Regions from separate parts of the Homo sapiens genome. Here region 2 is linked to region 1. Evidence: chromatin loops called from intact Hi-C (ENCODE). Cell type or tissue: PC-9. All regions are shown on one strand. Links, peaks and the distances in the headings refer to the core of each region. The heading gives the core; the rest is flanking DNA.

Region 1 (10,440 bases), core at 1,040-9,039:
TCAACCTACCGATGTCAGTTCCATGAATCTCTGCCAAGAAAACGCTAGGGAAACAGCGACTTTGGCACAGGCCGCTCTTTCATGGTGATAGCAAAAACAGAAAACTCCCAGTTGCCCATCCAGGGCAACTGTTTGATTAAATCCTGGTCAGTCCCATAAGGAGTGCGTTGTAGGAACAGGAAGTCGTGAGAAGGAGCCGTGCGTGCGATGTGAAAGGCAGTGTCGTGTAAATGCAGTAAGAGGCAGGACATGTCAGAGAGGCTTCTAGAACGGCTTGGAGATGGGTATGCATGGGCTTCTCATATAAAATAACCAGTGAACAGGTAAACCCCGACCTAATAAACACGGCCTCCAGTGGGGGTGGGGAAAGAAGGTGGTGGGGGAGGGGAAGGGGGGCCAATTCTGGGGCTGACCTTGAGCTTCACATGGCTCATGTCTCCTCTGGAACCATGTAGATGCTTTGCTAAAAAACAACAACAAATCCTAAAGAACAAGAAAGGAATCCCTACAAATTGGAAACTGGCAGGAACAAGTAAACCTAACTGTTTACCAAATTGGTGCCAAGAAATCTTCATGTGACTGTGACTTAAAAAATAAACAGTATTTTGAGTACATAATTTTAGTGAGATATAGTCTCACTAAGAACAAAATAATAATTCCAAAAAAAAAAGTTATCTTAAAACAAGGAATAGCAGAAGGGGAAAATAAGAAAATATTCTCTTCTCTGATGGGAAACAGGGAAGGACATCCAGCCCAATCCCCCTCCCCCCAGCCTTCCCCAATCCCCACCCCACCCCACATGTATACACACAGCGGTCTGAGTCCTGCAGGGGACAGAGATGACAGGAGCTGGGCCCGAGACTGACTGACAAGTAGGCCTGGGAGGGCACCAGTCTCTGCGACCAGGTGTCCATGAGGGCTTCCAGGGGTCTTTCCACAGGGGCTGGGGCCTTTGGATGGAGTGAGCCTGGGAACTGTCAGAGGCACAGGGGTGCAGGGGAGGGGCAGGAGGGACCCTCTGTGCTCAGTGCTTTCTGGGAGTTTCAGGCTGAGGCTGGGCAGCCCCTTGGCCCCCTGCTGCAGGTTTGAGCAGTGCTCATTCCGGCCCAGCCCCTCCCAGGCACAGACACTTGAGCTCTGCTCAGCAGGCAGGGCAGAAATGATGACAGGTGCCACCACCCCCGGCCCGCCTGTCACTGGAAACCAGCTGCTTCCTGTCAGCAGTCCTTCAGGCCAAGGACAGCCAGGCCCACTTGGAGCTCCTGTTTCTTAACCCAGCCCCCTCCAAGCAGGCCTTCTTCCAACGCTAGGGTCAACACAACCTTCGCTAGGTCCTGGCTCCTGCTGTCCCCAGGGATCTGGGATGGAGGAGGCCCTGATGGGAGCGGGGATGAGGCCTCGAATGGGATGGATGGCTAGAGAGAGGTGTCCCTAGGGAGATGGGGTGAGGGGATGGCTGCTGGTGGGGAGGTCACTGGGGGAGGAGGCAGGAGAGACATGCTGGCTGAGGAGGGATGCGGTCTACCCAGGAGGAGCAGAGGTGCAAACAGGAGGACGATGGGTGTCCCAGGCCAGTGAGGGCCAGCCTGGAAGGCAGACCTGGAACAGGCAATTCCCATAGACCTTCTTGGGGGGCCAAGGAGCTTGGTTGTGTACCACCCGTGGTGGTGGGGGTTCTGGGCCTGAGGGTTCTGGGCTGGGAGTCACCCCACAGAGCTGATTCAGGGTCACAGTGCACCCAAAGGATGAGGGAGGGGAGCTGGAGGGAGAAGGTTCCGGGTGGCCACTCCCCTGAGCATGCATGGGGAGAAACTGTCCCATTGCTCAGCTAAGCTGACATGGTACTCCTTCCATTGTGAGCATGGAAGAAGGTGACTCGGTTCCAGAAGAAGCCATAGTGTCTTCCCATCACTGCAGCTGTGGCCAGGATCCCCAGGCAGCGAGGTGCCCAGCACTGCTCAAACTGCTGAGTACACCCCAGGTGACGCGTTGATAGAAGAGCCTGCACCTCACTCTGCGGAAAACTCAGCTCTCACCTGTGCTAACAATTTCAATGCAATGCGTTTCCTTTGCGATTCTATGCATTTTATTTTATGCACCTAAAAACATTATTCTGATGAGGGGTCCCTAACTTTCACTACCTGCCATGGGGCCTCGGTGCACAGGAGGTTAAGAATGCCTGGCTCAGGTATTGACCGGGCTCGGGGACCGAGAGCTCCTCGGGGACAGAGGGAGAATCAGAGGAAGAGTTGAGACCTGCCCAGACACAGGGCGGCCTCGGGTGGCGGCCACACCCTCGCCCCAACCCGGATCAGTTGCCCAGTCACCCAGCAGCAGGGCCTGTTTTTAGACCTGCTCCCAGGCAGGTTGCAGCTGGGGCCAGACAGGTACGGTGACCTTGTGAGGGGGTCACAGCACGCTCATAGGGGTCCACTGCAAGGAGAAGTGCAGTCCTTGGCCTGGGCCGGTGGGGTGACAGCAGCAGGGGCTCCAGGACTGGGGGTGGCCTGTTGAACCCCAGGTAGGTGTTCTGTCACCCCTGAGCCCTCACCTGTCCTCCCAAAGCTGGCCCTCAAGAACCAGCCTTCGAGGGCATGTGCCTGGGTCACGGGGTGTAGTCTCCACACTGACATGTAACCCAGCACCTGGGGCTCAGGAGGGTGCATGAGAAATGCCAGGAAGCCGGGGTCTGCAGCCCAAGGCCATGATGAAATCTCCTCACTGCTGCATATAGAGCCGCAGCCCAGCCATGCCCCACAAGCCCATTCTTCTCCCTCCTTTTAGGTCTTGCAGTGCTCTGCAGCTGGCCAGGACGCACAGGTGAGCTCACAGCTCACGGAAACCCTGAAAGCTAAGGCAACCTGGGGAAAGAAGTTACCAAGATTTCCTTTGTACCTTAGGGAATCCAAAAGCATTCTGTGTTCAGTGTTGGTGTCCAGGGTGATTTGGGGGATTTGGTGGCCATTTCCTGGGGTAGTGAGGGACATGCAAGAGCAATGATACGTGGACCTGCCATTCAGGGTGCAGAGATCCTGCAGAGGTCAGCTGGGAGCACCACCCCCAGAGGCCTGTGTCTGTGTGTGATCACGTCAGGCTGGGCACATTCCGTAATAACCAGCACCTCACTCATTTCCCACGGCTCATGGCTTGCAGGATTTTGCTCTCTTGACCTCTCCTCTTCCGATCCAGAGCTTAACATCCCAGGGCTGGTCATTGTGGTTTCACAGAGTCGGGGGCCAGCCTGAACCTGGAGCCATTTGCTGCAGGTGTGGGTTTTCCTTGGAGGCTGAGCAAGTCCCTGCTTACCCAGGCTTGCACCCTCTTGGAGACGTGAGCTCAAGCTCACAGGCATTGGTAGATGATGGCTCAGCCACTTCCAGACGGTGTGACTTTGGATAGGTCACCAAACTCCTCTGGGGTTCAGCTTCCCCAGCTGTAAATTGAGGCTGTGACAGTGTGTCCCGCATTCCACTGCACTGAGGACCAGGTGAGAGCATCACCAGCACACGTGGGCACCAAGCCTGGCACATGGGGAGCTCTGGTGCAGGCAGCACCTGCCACACTCTGCCCCAACCATGCCTGTGTGACCAGGGCACAACCAGAAGTAGCTGGGCAGGTGCCACCCAGAGTGCTGTGGACACAGTCACCGCTGGGCAGGCGCCCCAGGGTGGGTCCTAACCTTAGCCAGCAAGTGGGTGCCACAGGCCCAGGGAGAGCAACGCGGGGACAGCCCTCGTGTCAAAAAACCTGGGATGGTGTAAGACTCCGAATTGTTGTCCTGTCTGAAGAATGTTCCGTTATTTCTCACAACCTGTTTCCTCCCTGGCCACTGAACAGAGGTTTACTTTCCTTTAGGACTTGATCTGTGACCACAGTGCCCCGCTGTTAAGGTGACCAATGCAAACTGCAGAAGGGTGCCCCTTCCCCCCCAGAAACATCAGGTGCGTCCCAGGTCCTGCGGCACCCCCCGAGGAGGGAGGTGCTGAGGGCGGGGCTGCAGCCACGGAGTTGGAGGGGGGGACTGTGGGTGGGGCTGGAGGATCAGGGTGCTGTGGGCGGGGCCAGAGGAAAGAGGCACTGTGGATGGGGCGGGAGGGGCGAGGCACTGTGGGCAGGGCCGGAGGAGGGAGGTGCTGTGGGCGGGGTTGGAGGGGTAGATGCTGTGGGCAGGGTCGGAGGAGGGAGTGCTGTGGGAGGAGCTGGAGGGGGAGGCACTGTGGGTGGGCCAGAGGGGGGAGACACTGTGGGCGGGGTCAGAGGAGGGGGGTATTATGGGCAGGGCTGGAGGCGGGAGGTGCTGTGGGCGGGGTCTGAGGTGGAGGTGCTGTGGGTGGGGCTGGAGGGGGAGGTGTTGTGGGCAGGGCTGTGGGGAGGTGCTGTGGGGCTGTGGGCGGGGCTTGAGGGGAGAGCTGCAGCCGGGGAGGAGGGAGGTGCTGTGGGTGGGGTTGAAGTGGGGGAGGTGCTGTGGGCGGGGCCGGAGAAGGGAGGCGCCGTGGGTGGGGCTGGAGAGGGGAGGTGCTGTGGGCGGGGCTGGAGGTGGAGGTGCTGTGGGCGGGGCTGGACCAGAGAGGTGCTGTGGGCGGGGCCGCAGCCAGGCTTATGCTTCCCTGCTGCAGGGGTGCGCTGATGGGATGGGGGCGTCTCACCCCAGGTGGGGGAGGCCTGAGCTCGCATCATCCGGCTGCAGACCCCTGGGTGCCCCCTTGTGCCAGGTCCGTCAGGGGCACAGGCCCGGCAGCACGCTGACTGGGCGCCGGGCAGGCCCGGCCGGCAGGGAGGGCTCCAAAGGCTGATCCTGCCTGTATTTTAAGGCCTGAGTTTCAGAGCGGCCTCCGGGCCCTTTGCTGAGCTCCAGCGCCCCCTGGTGTCGGCGAGGCGGGTGAGGGAGACGCGCCTTTGGGTCTCGGGCCTGCCCTCCAGCAGCCCACACACACCCCAGGACCTGGAGGCCTCCACCAGCCCCACCCTGGGGAGGACATTGAGAACCTGGAACAAGGTCTATTTGGGTCTGAAATACAGAAATGTAAGAACGCTGGAGAAGCTGGGGTCTCCTCCGGGAGAAGCCAGGCCTCGGGAGCCCGCTGCTGGGAGCCCTGGGGGCAGAGCCGGCCGCAGAGCCTTCCGCACAGACCCGTCCTTCCTAGGAGGCTGGGAGCTGGCATTTTGGCTTTGGCTCAGAATTGCCCGCTGTGCCACGAGGGCGAAGTCCAGCCCAGCAGGGGGAGGGCTGCTGCCCAAAGAGAGGGACTGATGTGGTTCTCCTGGGCCTGCTAGTGTCGGATGCTCCTCCAGGGACTGTTCTCAAGGCCCAGGTGCATGTGGGGAAATCGGGCTGTCTGGAAGAAAGAGTGGAAGCCGCTCGCTAGAGACACGCCTCTGTGATTCTCCCAGAAAGTGTCCTGTCGGAGGCTCAGGACTTCCTAGTGAAGCAGCTAGGACAAGCTGGGCATATTGAAAGTCACGGGGACATAAACCTGCAGGCCTGGGTATGGCCATTGGGTATACGTTAAATTCTGTGGCACCCAGTCTAGTACAACAGCTTCCGTTTCAGGACAGACAAGGTCACCCTGTGGGACCACCCTTAGCTGGAGCACCAGTTCCCTTCGCAGCCTCCTGATGAGAAGTGATCTCTGAACAGAAGGTGCAGGGCAGAGCTGCGGGCGTGCAGGGCCCTTCTCCCAGTCTGTTCCCGTCGATTCCTTGCTGCTCACACTCAAGGGTCTGCGCCCAGCCTGAAGGCGCTGCCTGCCGCGGTCCCTCCTGGTCATCTGTCTTTGTAGATTTGCAGAACAACATAGCCTCACCTGTGGGAGAGGCTTCCCAAGCTTCACCTTCACTCAGCACTGTTGCGCAGTCCCCAGGCAGGTGGCACCTGAGAGAGGGTTCCAGGCTTGGCCACTGGAGGGTCCCAAAGGTGGCTGGTTCCTGGCCCCAACAAAGCCGACTCCCTGGGAGACAGATGAGTCCCTCCAGGGTGGTACTGTTGGTCTGTTTTGGTCAGTGACGTGCTCAGCTCCAGGGCCATGCCTGGCACAGGGAAGGTGCGTCTTCAGTACTGGGTGATGTTGGACGAACGCCTGCTTCCCTTTTTTTTTCAAACTGAGGTCTGCAACCCAGATGCCCTTGGCTACTTACTGACTGCTCCATCTGAGCAAGTGGCACAGTGCCACTCATCTGCATAGGTGAGCGGGGACTGGTGGGTCTGCTGCTGGCTGGACAGAATGTCTGGGAGGGGCTTTGAGCATCCTGACCACCTCTGCTCTCAATCAGGCTTGGAAGGCAGCGTGTAATTAGGTCACATGGAGCCTCCAAGGACCAGACACTGGGGAAACCATAGCTCTCTGTCTTGTGCGTTTCTGGGTGCCAAAGCCATTACCTCCTGCTTTTGGAGGTCCCGTTGCCAGTTGCCAGGGTGAGAGGCAGGATGGGTTCATGACTCATGGCATCGACATCCTCCGGCCTGTTAAATCTTTTTGTTGTTGTTGTTGTTTTTTGAGATAGAGTCTCGCTTTGTCGCCCAGGCTGGAGTGCAATGGCACGATCTCGGCTCACTGCAAGCTCCGCCTCCTGGGTTCATGCCATCCTCCTGCCTCAGCCTCCTGAGTAGCTGGGACTACAGGCACCTGCCACCAAGCCCGGCTAATTTTTTATATTTTTAGTAGAGACGAGGTTTCATCATGTTGGCCAGGATGGTCTCGATCTCCTGACCTTGTGATCCGCCCACCTTGGCCTCCCAAAGTGCTGGGATAACAGGTGTGAGCCACCGCGCCCGGCCCAGCCTGTTCAATCTTAATGCAGTTGGCAAACACCTGTTTTTAATTTCTGATTTTTAAGGGCCATTTCCCTGGAGTTCACTGTTAGGTATAATGTGGGGTGTTATGTTAAGGGATATTCATCATATTAAAACATAGTCTCTCTGCACCGTGACTTTTATTCTTCCAGTAAGTAGTAGGTGTCTATTTTTACTAAAAGCTTTTCTAGCGTCAGAGCCAGGGAGGTTTCCGTGGAGGTCCAGCCAACCCAGTTGGGGCCAGTTCCTTTGGTGGACACCCCTGCCCTTCCCCCTGGTGGAAGATCTGCTGACCCCTTAGCCAGTCCCTGGACCCCCAGCAGAGCTGGGCCTACTGCTTGGCTTCCTTCCATGCAGCCCTGGATGTCCCAGGGATGCAGTTTCGGTGGAAAACACACTGCCTTCCCTGCAGTTCATCCCCTGCTCCTGCTATACCGAAGCCCGTTTTTCACTCCACAGAATTCAGAATGGGGAAGACCTTCCCTGCCCCCAGGCCCCTTCCCTTCTTCACTTCTTCACAGTTGAATGAAGCCAGCTGTTTCCTTGCAGCTAGGGCCATCTGCTAAGACACACTTCCCCCTCCAATCTGTGTGTCACTTTCCCTCCTGAGACCCTGAGAGACATCCTGACCCTCCTAGTCTTCCTCTGTATCTGACTCCTCCTGTCATTCTGAAAGAGGGTGGTGCTCTCCCTGGGAACTCTCAGCACACCAGCCGGACCCCTCCGCTCCAGCAACACTCACTGTTCTGTCATTTCTGCTCTCCCTCCCTGGACCATCGCTGAGGCACCTCTCCCCTCTGCTGGGACCCCCAGCCTCGCTGTTCTCTGGCTGCGTCTTCTGACTGTTCCCTTCCACCATGGCTTTCTTGCAGCCCAGCCTCTTTCCCCATCGTCTTCAACACCCTTGCCAATTTTCCCCTCAAGTCCCCTGGGAACAGTCCATTCTTTATCATTCCAAATGTTTGTCTGAAAAAATATCCGACCCAACCATTGCAGTGGCATCCTGTTGTCATCCTTGCCATTAGCACTGGTACCTTTGAGACTGGTGACAAGCCACACCTCTACTGTCAGGTTGTCACAGGGCCCAGCCTCTCCACCTGCAGCTGCCACCGATACTTCCCACGTTGGCATCCAAGAAATGGGCAGGTGCAATATTCTGGAGAATCAATGTCCCATGCCTGCACCCTCACTGCTAAGGAGTTGAGGAAGCATGCATTTCAGATAGAGATGGAAAGATAGAGAGGAAAAGCTAAAAGAGGGTTAGCGTGGGAGCTGAGCAGATGATTTACAGAGTATGACACATGCAGTTTCACAATCATGTGTCTAGGTGGGGTTTTAGTTTTCTATGTTCTGCTCTGGCTCTCTTGTGCTTCTTGAATCTGAGGATTCATGTTTATCAGTTCTGGAAAATGTGCATGCATTTCCTCTGCTCCAGTGGCCAGCCTCTCTCTCCCTTTGGGACTTTGGTGATTTACGTATTGGTCCTTCTAGCTCTTGCATCATCCCTCTCACTTTATTCTGCCTCCTATCTCTTTATTTTCCCATGCATATTCTGGGTAATTTATTAAATCTATTGCATTCATCTGCTAGGGCTCCTCCAACAAAGTACTACAGATGGGGCAGTTTAAACAACAAAAATTTGTTTTCCCACAGTTCTGGAGGCTGGAAGTCTGAGATCAAGGTATCGGCAGGACTGGTTCCTCTGGGGCCTCTCTCCTTGGCTTGTCTTCTTCCTGTCTTTACATGATCACCTCTCTGTGTGTGTCCCAATCTCCTCTTATTATAAGGGCACTAGTTATATTGGATTAAGGCCCCCCCAAGACCTCACTTTAAATTAATTACTCCTTTAAAGACCCTGTCTCCAAATACATTCACATTCTGAGGTACTGGGGGTAAGACTTCAACATGAATTTTGCGGGAACACACTTCAGCCTAGAATGTCTATTTTCCAGTTCACTAATTCTCTCTTCAGCTGAATCTAATTTGCTTTTTAAGTATTCCACTAAGTTTCAATTATGAATACCCATGTAGTCATTTGTAGAGGTTTGTTTTGGTTCTATTTTGAATAAAATCTTATTTGCCAGGCATGGTGACTCATGCCTGTAAACCCAACACTTTGTGAGTTTGAGGCAGGAGGACTGCTTGAGCCCAGGAGTTCAAGACTAACCTAGGCAACATAGTGAGATCCCATCTGTACAAAAAAAATTTAAAAATTAGCTGGGTGTGATGATGCGTGCCTGTACTCCCAGCTACTTGGGAGGCTGAGGTGGGAGGATCACTTGAGCCTGGGAGGCTGAGGTTGCAGTGAGCCATGATTATACTCCAGCCTGGGCAACAGAGTGAGACCCTGACACACACACACACACACACACACACACACACACACACACACATCTTATTTACACAATCACAATCTGGTTCTCAGAATTTAGATTTCTTCATTTTGAAATGTATCTAACGCTTTCCTTTCTGTTTACTTTCAGGTCGTTTAGATTAAGTGCTGAGAGGTGTAGCTCTTCCTATACCTGGTAAATGCTGACCCCCTGAACCCAATCCCGAAGCCCCCATCCACATGCTATGGGGACCACATTGGGAGCCTGTGGTATGATTTTGCCTTTGTTTATGCCAGACACCTTGGGTTGACCTGAGCTCATGCTCAGCAAAGGGACTAAATGTTAACTTCTTAGCTTAGAATTCCATGTGGTATAAATCTGGATCCCTCATATGCTTAAAGGACAAGCCTGGGGTCTGATTATTTAGGAAAACTTTTTCCACCCAGAATCCATGATGTGCCCCTTCAACGGGTGTCATCCCCTCCCTGAGAGTCAGCCACAGCCAGCACCTCCTGGCCCTGGGCTGGAGGCACTGCACCGGCTTCCGGGGAGCAGCAGCTATGCCAGCTTTGCCCACACCGCCTGTTTCTGACGTGTCCCCCACTCTGCAGCATGACTCCCAGACCCCATCACACTCTACAGCTGGGGTATCACAGTGGGGTGGAGGCCCTCGCAGCACCCCCTCAGGAACCCAGAGGGTCCCCAGTTTGGAGACTGCTCAGGAAGTGGGTCCAGACCAGCACCTCTGGCTGGAAGAGCTGCGCCCAGCCTGGATGAAATAGATACTCGTTTGAATCTGTTCTACCAGGAAAAACTCGCTGTCTTCAAGGTGTCCATCTGTCTTAGATGTGGGGCTTCAGGCACATCAGATAACCTCTCAGGGCCTCCAGAAGCTCGCCTGGAAGGCTGCAATGATGGCTCCTGGGAGGGCGGGGACAGGTCTAAGTGGTGTGATTCTGGGCCAGGCCTGCAGTTACTGCCCATCAAAGGCAGGTCTTAGTATCTCCCTACTGCACCCGGCAGTGCCTCAAGGTATAGGCCCCTTGGAATGATACTCTTTATTTTTCTCTGCTGTTTCCTTCTTTCTTCAGCTGGACTACAGAAAGGCAGGCAGCCACTGCCTAGAGAAGGGTGAGGACTGCAGAGACCAAACAGCTCCTCCCATGTCCACATCAGCCCTGTCTGAGCAGATCCTAGAACGTAGCCTGCTTTGCCGCCTTCTCTGCCTGCAGCACTCTGCCTGGGGCTCCAGTCCAGTGGCATCTGTGTGGCTATAGCTCCCTGCCAAGTGTCAAAGAAGAGGGAGGCCATGTAACC
Region 2 (8,851 bases), core at 412-8,411, 220 kb before region 1:
GGAGGAGGGTGGGTGGCGTCCCCCGCCGGCTCCTCCTGTGCCCCTCCCTCGCGAGGTCCCGGCGGACCCACTCCCCAGCCCCCACCACGCAGACGGGAGAGGCTGACGAGAGGCATGGAGAGGTGAGGCCCGAAACACCCGTAAGATATGGGAGCTCCCCCCACCTGCAGGTTCTGAGGGGCTCCTCGGCGCCGTCAGCCACCTCTCACACCCCCTCACGGCCGCGCACCGGCCCCCGCGCCTCAGCCTCCCCCGCCGACCCCTCAGCCCCGCCCGGCCAACTCGCCCAGCCGGCCCGGCGACCTGCGTTGTTCCAGCTGCCCCAGCACAGCCCCCGTCCCTCCCTCCCTCCTCGGACAAGCACGGGAGTGAAGACACGGAGCCAGAGCTCGGGCGCCGGCCTGGGAGCCCCCGGCAGGCTGGACGCAAGGCGGGCGAAGGCCTGGGAGCCTCGGGCAGGCTGGATCGAGGCGGCCCCCTGAGGCCCGCTGCAGGCTGGACGCACGGCAGTCAAAGGCAGGAGGCCTCCCGCTGGCTTCCTTCTGCGGAGCTCCGGCCCGGCGCAGGCCGGGGCCACAGGTTGTGGTCCTGGACATGAGATGGCAGAGGCCGGCTCTGCAGAGTCCCCCTGCAGGGCGGCAAAGCAAGCCCCCTCCTGGAAGAATGCCAGGGGCTGGGGCCTTTCTGAATGGAGAGCAATGTGCCCAAGACCAGCTGTCATCTTAAATCTCCCCACCCAGGGGCCTCCCCACCCCCAGGGGCCTCCCCACCACTTCTCTCAGCTCAACACCTGGGGATAGAGAGGCCTCAGGCCAGGAGGGAACCCTCCCCATGTCCCTCTCCCTCTCCTTCCTGGCCTTTCTCCTCCTCCAACCCAGAGGGAGGCATTTTCCAACCTAGGGGGTGAGTCCCGGCAGCCCATCCCCTTCCCCCCGTGCAGGGAGGCATCTGGGCCCTTCCGGCCCACCCCTCCCTCTGGCCCTGGGGCTGCTCAGGTCAAGGTCACCGGGCCTGCTCCCCGCTGGGCCAGGGACTGGACCCTCTCTTCCCTGATCCCTGGGCTGAAGTTGCTGTAGCCGACCCATCCTTCCACAGCGCTCCCCTCCCTCAGTCACTGGGACACTTCCCTTCCCCAGTGCTCTGAGGATTTTTTTGGGGGGGAAGGGGATTATTTGTTTAATGGCAGATTCATCCCCCACCTCAAACCCAGAGTCTCCAGTTCCCAGGCTCCTGCTCCTCAGGTTAAAGCACAGAGCTCTTGCTCCCTGGCTCGTAGGCAGCTGCTGTCTCGTTCCATCTTCCCCCTCCCGATCCTGACGGTTCTGGACCACCCCACTCTGCTGCTCCTCACTAAGCCCCCACCAGCCTTAACTTTGGATACCTTTTAGGTCATGCATTCTCGTCCCCTGCTGACATGTCCCCACCCCGCAGTTTCCTCTTGGTCATCAGCACCTTCACCCCAAAGCTTTAGGCGAGACTCCCATCCTGACAGTGGCCCCCATCCCCAATGATGGACCCAGACCTCATTTGTCCAGACCCAGCCTGGCAGCTGCCCGTGACCAGTGGCTCTGGAGCCCTCCCAAGGAGAATGCAGAGAGATGATGGCGCCACGCCACGCCCATCCCTCCAGAAGCTTCCACGGCTCACACAGGAGGTGCAGACTGTAAAGCCGGCTTTATCCACCTTTACAGCCTCGTCCTAGACACTCAGTGTCAACAGACTCGAATGCCTAAGGTACCGGAATTTGGCGTGGACAGTCAGCCTGCATTGCCTCCCACGGTGCTGGAGTAGGGCTGTGTGCAGAGCTCCAGGCACCGCAGCCCCCCAACACGCAAGGGAAGAGCCTAGGCCTCCCCGCTCCTGCCCTCTACTCAGCTCTGCACCCGGCAACGGGGCCTTCCTGGCTGGCCGATGGCTGCGAAGGCTTTCCCCAAGCCCGAACCCTCTTCTCGAAGCCTGCCCCAGCCCCTGGCCCATCTGCTCTCGGACCCCAACCAGCTCCGGTGGCTGTGGCATCCTCCGGCACGTCCAGCAGCCTCCTGGGGTGAGGGTGCACTGGACAAACGACCCAGGGGGTTTCCTGGGGACCACCCACTGCCCAGGCTGCAGAGGATCTTTTCCTCACTTTTGCCCCATCCTCTAAGAAGCCTGCGCCCCTGGCCAGTCCCTGTCCGCCTGGGCTCCTGACGTCTGAGCCAGAGGCAGCCTTGGCCCCACCTGCGAGGTGGACCGGCCACGGCATCTCAGCTCCTCGTCAACGGCATCCACGGCCCCCAGACTCACCCCATCGTGCTTCCCTCCCCTCCCCACACCCCTGCCGTCTGCCCGAAGCCCCCCCGCCACCATTTCACCCAAATGACAGCGTCGCCAAGGAGCCCCTCCGCCGCCGCAGAACCTCCGCCGCGCACTGCGACCCGAAACCGAGGGGCGTCGTAGGGACACCTCTGCCCCGGGTGGGAGGGTCCGCGCCCCAGGCCGGCTAAGGCTCCTGTCACCCGCGGCTGCTTGCGAGGGCGACAGGCGTGAAACCGGCCCCGGCGGCGGAACAAAGGCTCGGCGGCACCGGCGGCAGCGTCGCCGCCCTGGGGGTCCCGGGCGCCCCGATGCCAGTCGCCAGCCGCCGCGGCCAGGGACGAAGACGGCAAACCGCGCAGCCGGAGCGGGTGCGCAGGGGTCTGGACACGCAGCAGCGCCGGCGGCCCGGCGAGGAGGGGGCACTGGTGCAGTGGGCGCGGCGGGGAGGGAAGGGGGCGGGCGGGGAGAGGGGGCTGCGGCGGGCAGGCGAGGGGAGGGGGGCGCCGCGATTGGCGGGGAAGGGGCTTGTCGCAGCGGGTGCGGCAGGCACGGGGGTGGGGGAGGGGGCTCGAAGGGCTGCGACGGCCCGGGGAGGGGGATGGGCCTGGCGGAAGAGGAAGGGGGGCCCCGGGGCGGCGGCAGGCGATGCGGGAGCGGGGCGGGCGGAGGGAGCGGGGCGGGCGGAGGGAGCGGGGCGGGCGGAGGGAGCGGGGCGGGCGGAGGGAGCGGGGCGGGCGGAGGGAGCGGGGCGGGCGGTGGGAGCGGGGCGGGCGGTGGGAGCGGGGCGGGCGGTGGGAGCGGGGCGGGGACGCCGGGATGCGGCCCGGGAGGGGTAGGGGTAGGTGCAGCTGGGGCGACGGGTGGGGTGGGACTGGGGACGGGCCACGGACTCCCGACAGGAGGGGCGGAAAGGGGATGGGGCTGCGGCGGCCAAGCGGGGCAGGACGGAGCGGAGGATGGGACAGAGGCGGTGGGGACGAGGAGCGGGTGGAGATGGGGGTGGCGCGCCTGCGGATGCGGGTACGGTGGCGCTGCGGGAGAGGTCCTCGGGCCTGGCTTCCAGCGCGGCGGCGGACGCGGGACCCCCTTCGCAGCGGCGGCTCCAGCGGCTCCGGGCGGCGCGCGGGCTCTGGGTGCAGGTGCTCGGGCCGGGGAAAGGCGGCGGAGCGGGGCCGGGCGGAAGGGCTCGCAGGAGGCGAAAAGCCAGCGGGGGACGAGGGCGGGCTGCGGTCCGCCGGGCGCGCGGGAGACTCTGGCCGCAGCCACCCCGGGCAGCGCCGCAGCCGCACTGGCGCGCACGGCCGAGGGCGGTGGCTCCCGGCGCGGGGACGAGCGTCCTCCCGCAGCCCCCGCCCCGCCGCGCTCGGCACCGCCCCCGTCTCCCTGGAAACCGCAGGCGGCCGCCCCGGCCCCTCCGGCCAGGTCCCCGCCGCCCTGCGCCCGCCTTCCTGCCCGCCGCCGAGGCCGGGCCCCTCCCTCCCGCCTGCGGGTGCTGCTCCTGTTCTCCGCGGGCAGTCCGGGCCTCCTAGGCTCCCCACTGCAGCTAAGCGGGCCCAGGCCTTGGTGCAGGGGCTCCTGGGTCTCAGCAGGGCCGGCGCTCGGGGGAGCCGGGGCCCCTCCCCGGAGGGTAATGGGGGCGGGGTGTCGGGTTTCTCTCTGTGCTGAAGGTGGCAGCTGACCACCGCTGTCCTCACGCAAAGCTGCCATGGTCATTCCACATCCTCTACCTGCCCCCTCCAGCCCCCAGTCCAATGGCACCCGGGCCTTGACTCCAGACCCCCCTGCCCCTATATCCTGACCTGCTTTCCCTCTGACATACCAAACCCAACAGGCCACATCCTTCCACCAAGTCTCCCACCCAGGTGCCCCCAGCCTGGGAGGTCTATGCTGTGCGCCTCTGGCCCCTCCTTGGACACCAGAGGGACAGCCTCCCGCCAACACCCTCCCCTCCCTGCAGCCCAGGTCCTGCGTGGCTCCCACTGTCCCGGCCCAGCTCCCCACCTTCCCCAGGCCTGCTGACCCAGCCAGACAAAACCACCCACTCACACCAGTTCCCCTCTGGCCGCACTCCGGCCTCTCGGCCGGTCTGCAATGGGCACACTGAGAGCTGCTGGACAGACCACCAAGGCAGGCCACAACACCGGAGACCCCCAAAGACGGGGCTTTCACCAGGCAACTCATAAGACTGCTCTCTAAGCTGCCCAGATCCTGCTTGGGGAACCCCTGAGCAGGCCATCCTGCCGGCAGACGCCAGGTCTGGGCGGTGCCGGCCCTGGCATGGCACGACGGCAGGGGTCCATCAGATGGGAGCCTAGTCACAGCTCGGGCCAAGAAGCCGCGTGCCCTGTGCAGGCCTCCCCCCATGCCAGCCTGCTCCACTGTCTGAGGCTCATGCTGTGGCCTCAGACTGGGGATGAAAGGGGATTCAGAATTTGTGTCACGAACCTCCTGCCACACCCAGGACCCGGTGTCTTGGCTGTAAGGCAGAGCCCACTCTTCGAACCCAGGATGAGGTGCTCCCCAGAGGCCGTGCCCCCAGGCCTGGCTCAGCCTTTCTCCTCCTTGGCTTGGTGGAGCTGAAGAGGGCACTCACATCTCTATGCCCAACCCTGCCAGCAGGGTGGAAATTCAGGCAGGCTGTGGGAGGGTGGGGTTGTCCTCCTGGGGCTCTGCCCAGCTCTCCCATCTAGCTTCCCGTACACCCACTGCAGGGGCCACAGGCACCCAAGGAGGCCTGGAAGATGGACTGGCCCTCCCTGTCTGCTACACCCACAGGGGGCACGCTAGAAACGCAGAAGGGGACGCAGCAGCCACATTCCAGTCCACAAAGACGCCGCGCAGGCCCGTCCATCTGCCCCGTGAATGCCAACCAGGCAGAGACACACATACAGCTGAGGCTGGGCCGGATCCCAGAGCAAACCCTTGGGTGCCTCTGGAGGGAGCCCGCCAAGAGGGATGGCTCATAAACACTGGGGAAGGAACAGAAGGGGAGGGAGCAAAGGAACTCGGCCGCTCACCTCCGACCCAACCACTTCCCGAGAAGCCATCTCTGTGGTCATGGTGGTCCCAGGCCTGGCTCTCCCTGCGCCCACCCCCACCACCCAGTCACTCCACCCAGTCACCCCACCCAGCTGTGACCTGCCACTTCCCTCCATCTCACATGCTTTCCCCTCACCTCCCTCAGGAAGCCTCCCCAGCCTCTGGCCTCCAGTCCCAACAAGCCATGCTCCTTCCAGAGGGAACCTCTGCCAGGGGAGCCTCCACTTTCTTGCTCCTGCCTCCCTACCTGGCACCCAGGCCGGCCCTGGTACCCTGGTACTGAATAAAGGCACACGTCTAAATGATGTCGGGGGGAATCTGCCCAGTGTTGGCACTGGAGCGAACACGACCCACTGCCAGCATGGCCCACGAGCCACACCCCCCCAAGCCAGCACCTCCTCCCCAGAGGAAGCACGGGGCTCGACGGGGCACGCCCCTGAATGGGAGGTCACACATGGTGAGGGCTCCCTTGTTCCCAGAGGTCTAGCTGTCTCCCTGCTAAGATGCAGAGCTCACTATGGGCCTCGCAGGGGGTTAAGCCGAGTCATTTCATCTTCACAGCAGCTGTAGGTCCCGCTGACATAGCTGACACATAGAGAGCTAAAGTGACCTGTGCAAGGTCACAGGCTAGGAGTAGCAGCACGGGGCCCAGCACGAGGAACAGCCTTAGCATCCCCCGCCTCCCCAACCCTGCAGCCTGCCCTGACTCCAATCCCAGGGGAATTCCTGAGCTGCAGGCAAAGGCTGAAGCAGGAGCTGACAAGCCCTGCTGAGCCCAGAGAGGTCTGGGCGGTCCCAGGAGGGCGTCTCCCTAGGGCTTTGATGAGTTGGTGGCCGCCCAGGCACCTCTGCCTGCCTGCCCAGCATGGCAGGTGTGTGGGCTGGAGCTTCTGCCCAGCCCTGCCCCACAGCCACAATTAGGGGACGAGTGCAGATAAAGCACGGGGGCCAGTTACATCTGAATTTCAGATAAACAATGAATTGTTATTTTAGTACAGTATGAAAGTATTTGGCCCCAAAGAACTGGAAGCAGGAAAAGGAACAGCTCCTCATACACCCATGCTCACAGCATTATTCACCAGAGCCGGAAGGTAGAAACGATGTCTCTCCACAGTCGAATAGATTGTTTCCACAAACTGTCTGTAGGTGCATACAATGGAATAGGATTAATCCGTGAAAAGGAAGAAATTCTGACACATGCTCCGGCGTGGAGGAACCTTGAGGACGACGCTGAGTGAAAGAAGCCAGACACGAAAGGACAGATACGGCAAGACTCGACTTATGTGAGGTCCCTAGAGGAGTCGGATTCATAGAGACTGAAAGGATGGCGGGCACCAGGGGCGGTGGAGAGGGGAAATGGGGAGTTACTGTTTAATGGGGACAGAGTTTCAGTTTTACAAGATGAAAAGGGTCCTGGAGCTGGATGGGGGTGACGGCCGCACAACAGCATGAATGGACTGAACGCCACTGAAAACTGAACTCTTGAAAATGGTTAAACTGGCAAATTTTGTTATGCATATTTTGCCACAAAAAGCAAACAACTCTTCTCCCCAAAAATATCTGGGGTGTACTTACACTAAATATGTAGGGCATATTTACTCTCAACATTTATTTCCTTATTTGAAATGAAAGTATTTGGGACACACTGCACTACAAAATGATTCAGGGTCTACCTGAAATTCCCATGTACCTCGTGTCCTGTCTTTGCATCCGCTAAGTCCGGCGGCCCTTTGCAGCGTGGGGGTGGGGGGGGGCGCCTGCCGGAATCACACAGGTCTCCCCACCCGCAGCAGCCCACCACCTTTGGGCACCCATGCATGCTTGCGCACCCACGTATCCCTGGCTCCCCCACTCAGGTCTCAGACCCCGTCCAGGCTGTCAGCAGGAGGTTTAAGGCCGCTTTCAACTCTGAACTGTCCCCAGCCTCCTTGGAGAGCAGTGGGTCTCTCCTGAAATCAGCACTATCTCAATTAACAGGCAGACAGGACCACCCCCAGCTTACAGATGGGAAGACTGAGGCTCACGGAGGTTAGGTGGCTTCCCCCCCAGGTCTCAGACTTCTCCCTAAGGCAGATCTCCTTCCACTGGCCTGAGTGTCCCCCTGTCCTCACTGAAGGGGAGGAAATGAGAAGCCCAGGCTTGATACCTGGGCACCCCGAGCCCAGGTATGGAGATTAGGCCACTCTTGCAAAACTAGGGTCAGGCCTGGCCACCCTCGCTGGCCTGACTATCCCATTGCTGGCCAGGTGCTGCTGAAACCTAGTTGGGCCTCAGGCAGCTGGGCTGGTGTCTGCAAGGCCACGTCCGGGGAGGGATAACTGCCGGTCACGCTGCTGGTCACACAGCCCACCACCGAGAACGCCCAGGGCTCCCAGCCCAGGGAGACTCTGAGCAGGTGGTCCTGTCATGTGCCTGCCTGATCGCCTCCCCAAAGGTGAGCTCCGACCTCGACCTCCTGTGGGCCCTGCGGGTCCTGGAGCAGGTGGGAATGGGGGCCCCCTGCCTCCGTGACTCCCACCCATTTCCCGAAGCCACCTGCCGGAGGAGAGCCGGAGGCTCAGAGTTCCACCCCCAGGCACCTGGAGTCCTGACTCCACCCCGTCTACACCCAGACTTCCTGGCAGGGACTATCTACACCCGGACTGCCTGGCAGGGACTGTCTACACCTGGACTGCCTGGCAGGGACTATCTACACCCGGACTGCCTGGCAGACAGAGGGATGCCAGGATCCCATGAGATGGCTCTGGGCAGAGGTTGGGGACACTGCCTGGGGCGGGCACATGAGATCCAGGAGGCAGACAGCCTGGGGGAACGAACCAGCCCCATCCCGTAGGGGAAGGGAGAGGCCCCTATGAGGGCAGCTGTCCAGACCCGGGGCCAGCATCTCCTGCCCTTCCTGCCTCTCCACAGGGCCTGCGGTGCCTCCTGAACTCTCCACCCTTGACTCTCTTCCTGAAAACCAGCTGCCACCCTCAAGGCGGGCTCGAGAGCGCCTCCGGCCGTTCCACTGTCACTGTGCCCTGGGGACACTGTGTTCCACCCAGAATGGCCTGGCAGCAACTCTTCTTGCCATTTCCACCATCTCACACCCAGAGCCAGCGAATGGGAGCGCCGACACTGCGTGCTGTGAGCGCTCAGGGTGACAACCAGGAAGCAGCTGCGCCGGTGACAATGACGGGGCCTCCTGTCCAGGCAGATGTGGCTCCCCAGCCTGGCCTTCCTCCCTCCCCATGGAGTGCCCTCATCCACAGCCCACCTTCTGGAAGATGGGACTTAGAGAAAGAATAGGCCTCCCTGACATGACACACGCTGGGCAGAGGGCGGGCCAGCCTTCTGCCAGGGTACACAGCGACTGTGGGCAGGGCCAGGGGCACACAGCCGGTGTGGAGCCGGCCCTTGACCCCCTTTGACCCCCAGCAGGTTGGCTTTGGCTTCTCTCAGGACCCGCCCCTTTGCTAAGACGACGGCCACCAGGAACGGCCATGATCTTCAAGAGAGCCAGCCCTCGGCCAAGGGT

Evidence for each region. Hi-C counts contacts between places; a loop is a spot of excess contacts. Peaks named below come from ENCODE experiments on the same cell type or tissue, not always from the same donor. Only the 100,000 strongest peaks of a DNase experiment are listed, where the experiment ranks them.
Region 2: it touches region 1 in a loop (7-fold over the local background); 4 of 110 quality-filtered maps call a loop at or near these places.

What each region holds. Positions count from the first base shown.
Region 1 is chr2:240,227,486-240,237,925 of GRCh38, reverse strand. No RefSeq gene overlaps it. Among named protein-coding and RNA genes, the nearest start is that of OTOS, 92 kb to the right of the region's middle. RefSeq lists enhancers at 1,199-1,803, 1,932-2,432, 3,679-4,220, 10,241-10,440 and silencers at 4,163-4,212, 4,563-4,772. In PC-9, for the core only: a CTCF peak has its summit at 4,844 (motif pointing left); DNase peaks (open chromatin) are centred at 4,305, 4,485 and 4,815; H3K4me3 peaks cover 982 bases.
Region 2 is chr2:240,447,551-240,456,401 of GRCh38, reverse strand. The region is part of intron 1 of GPC1 (glypican 1); the gene reads right to left. GPC1-AS1 (GPC1 antisense RNA 1) reads left to right here. Exons shown (of 3, transcript NR_161169.1): 2 at 5,480-5,791; 3 at 6,481-7,023. It overlaps MIR149 (microRNA 149), which reads right to left and starts at 401; the gene lies at 313-401. RefSeq lists an enhancer at 451-1,101 and a silencer at 3,597-3,646. In PC-9, for the core only: no CTCF peak of the experiment used is centred there; a DNase peak (open chromatin) is centred at 3,671; H3K4me3 peaks cover 1,136 bases.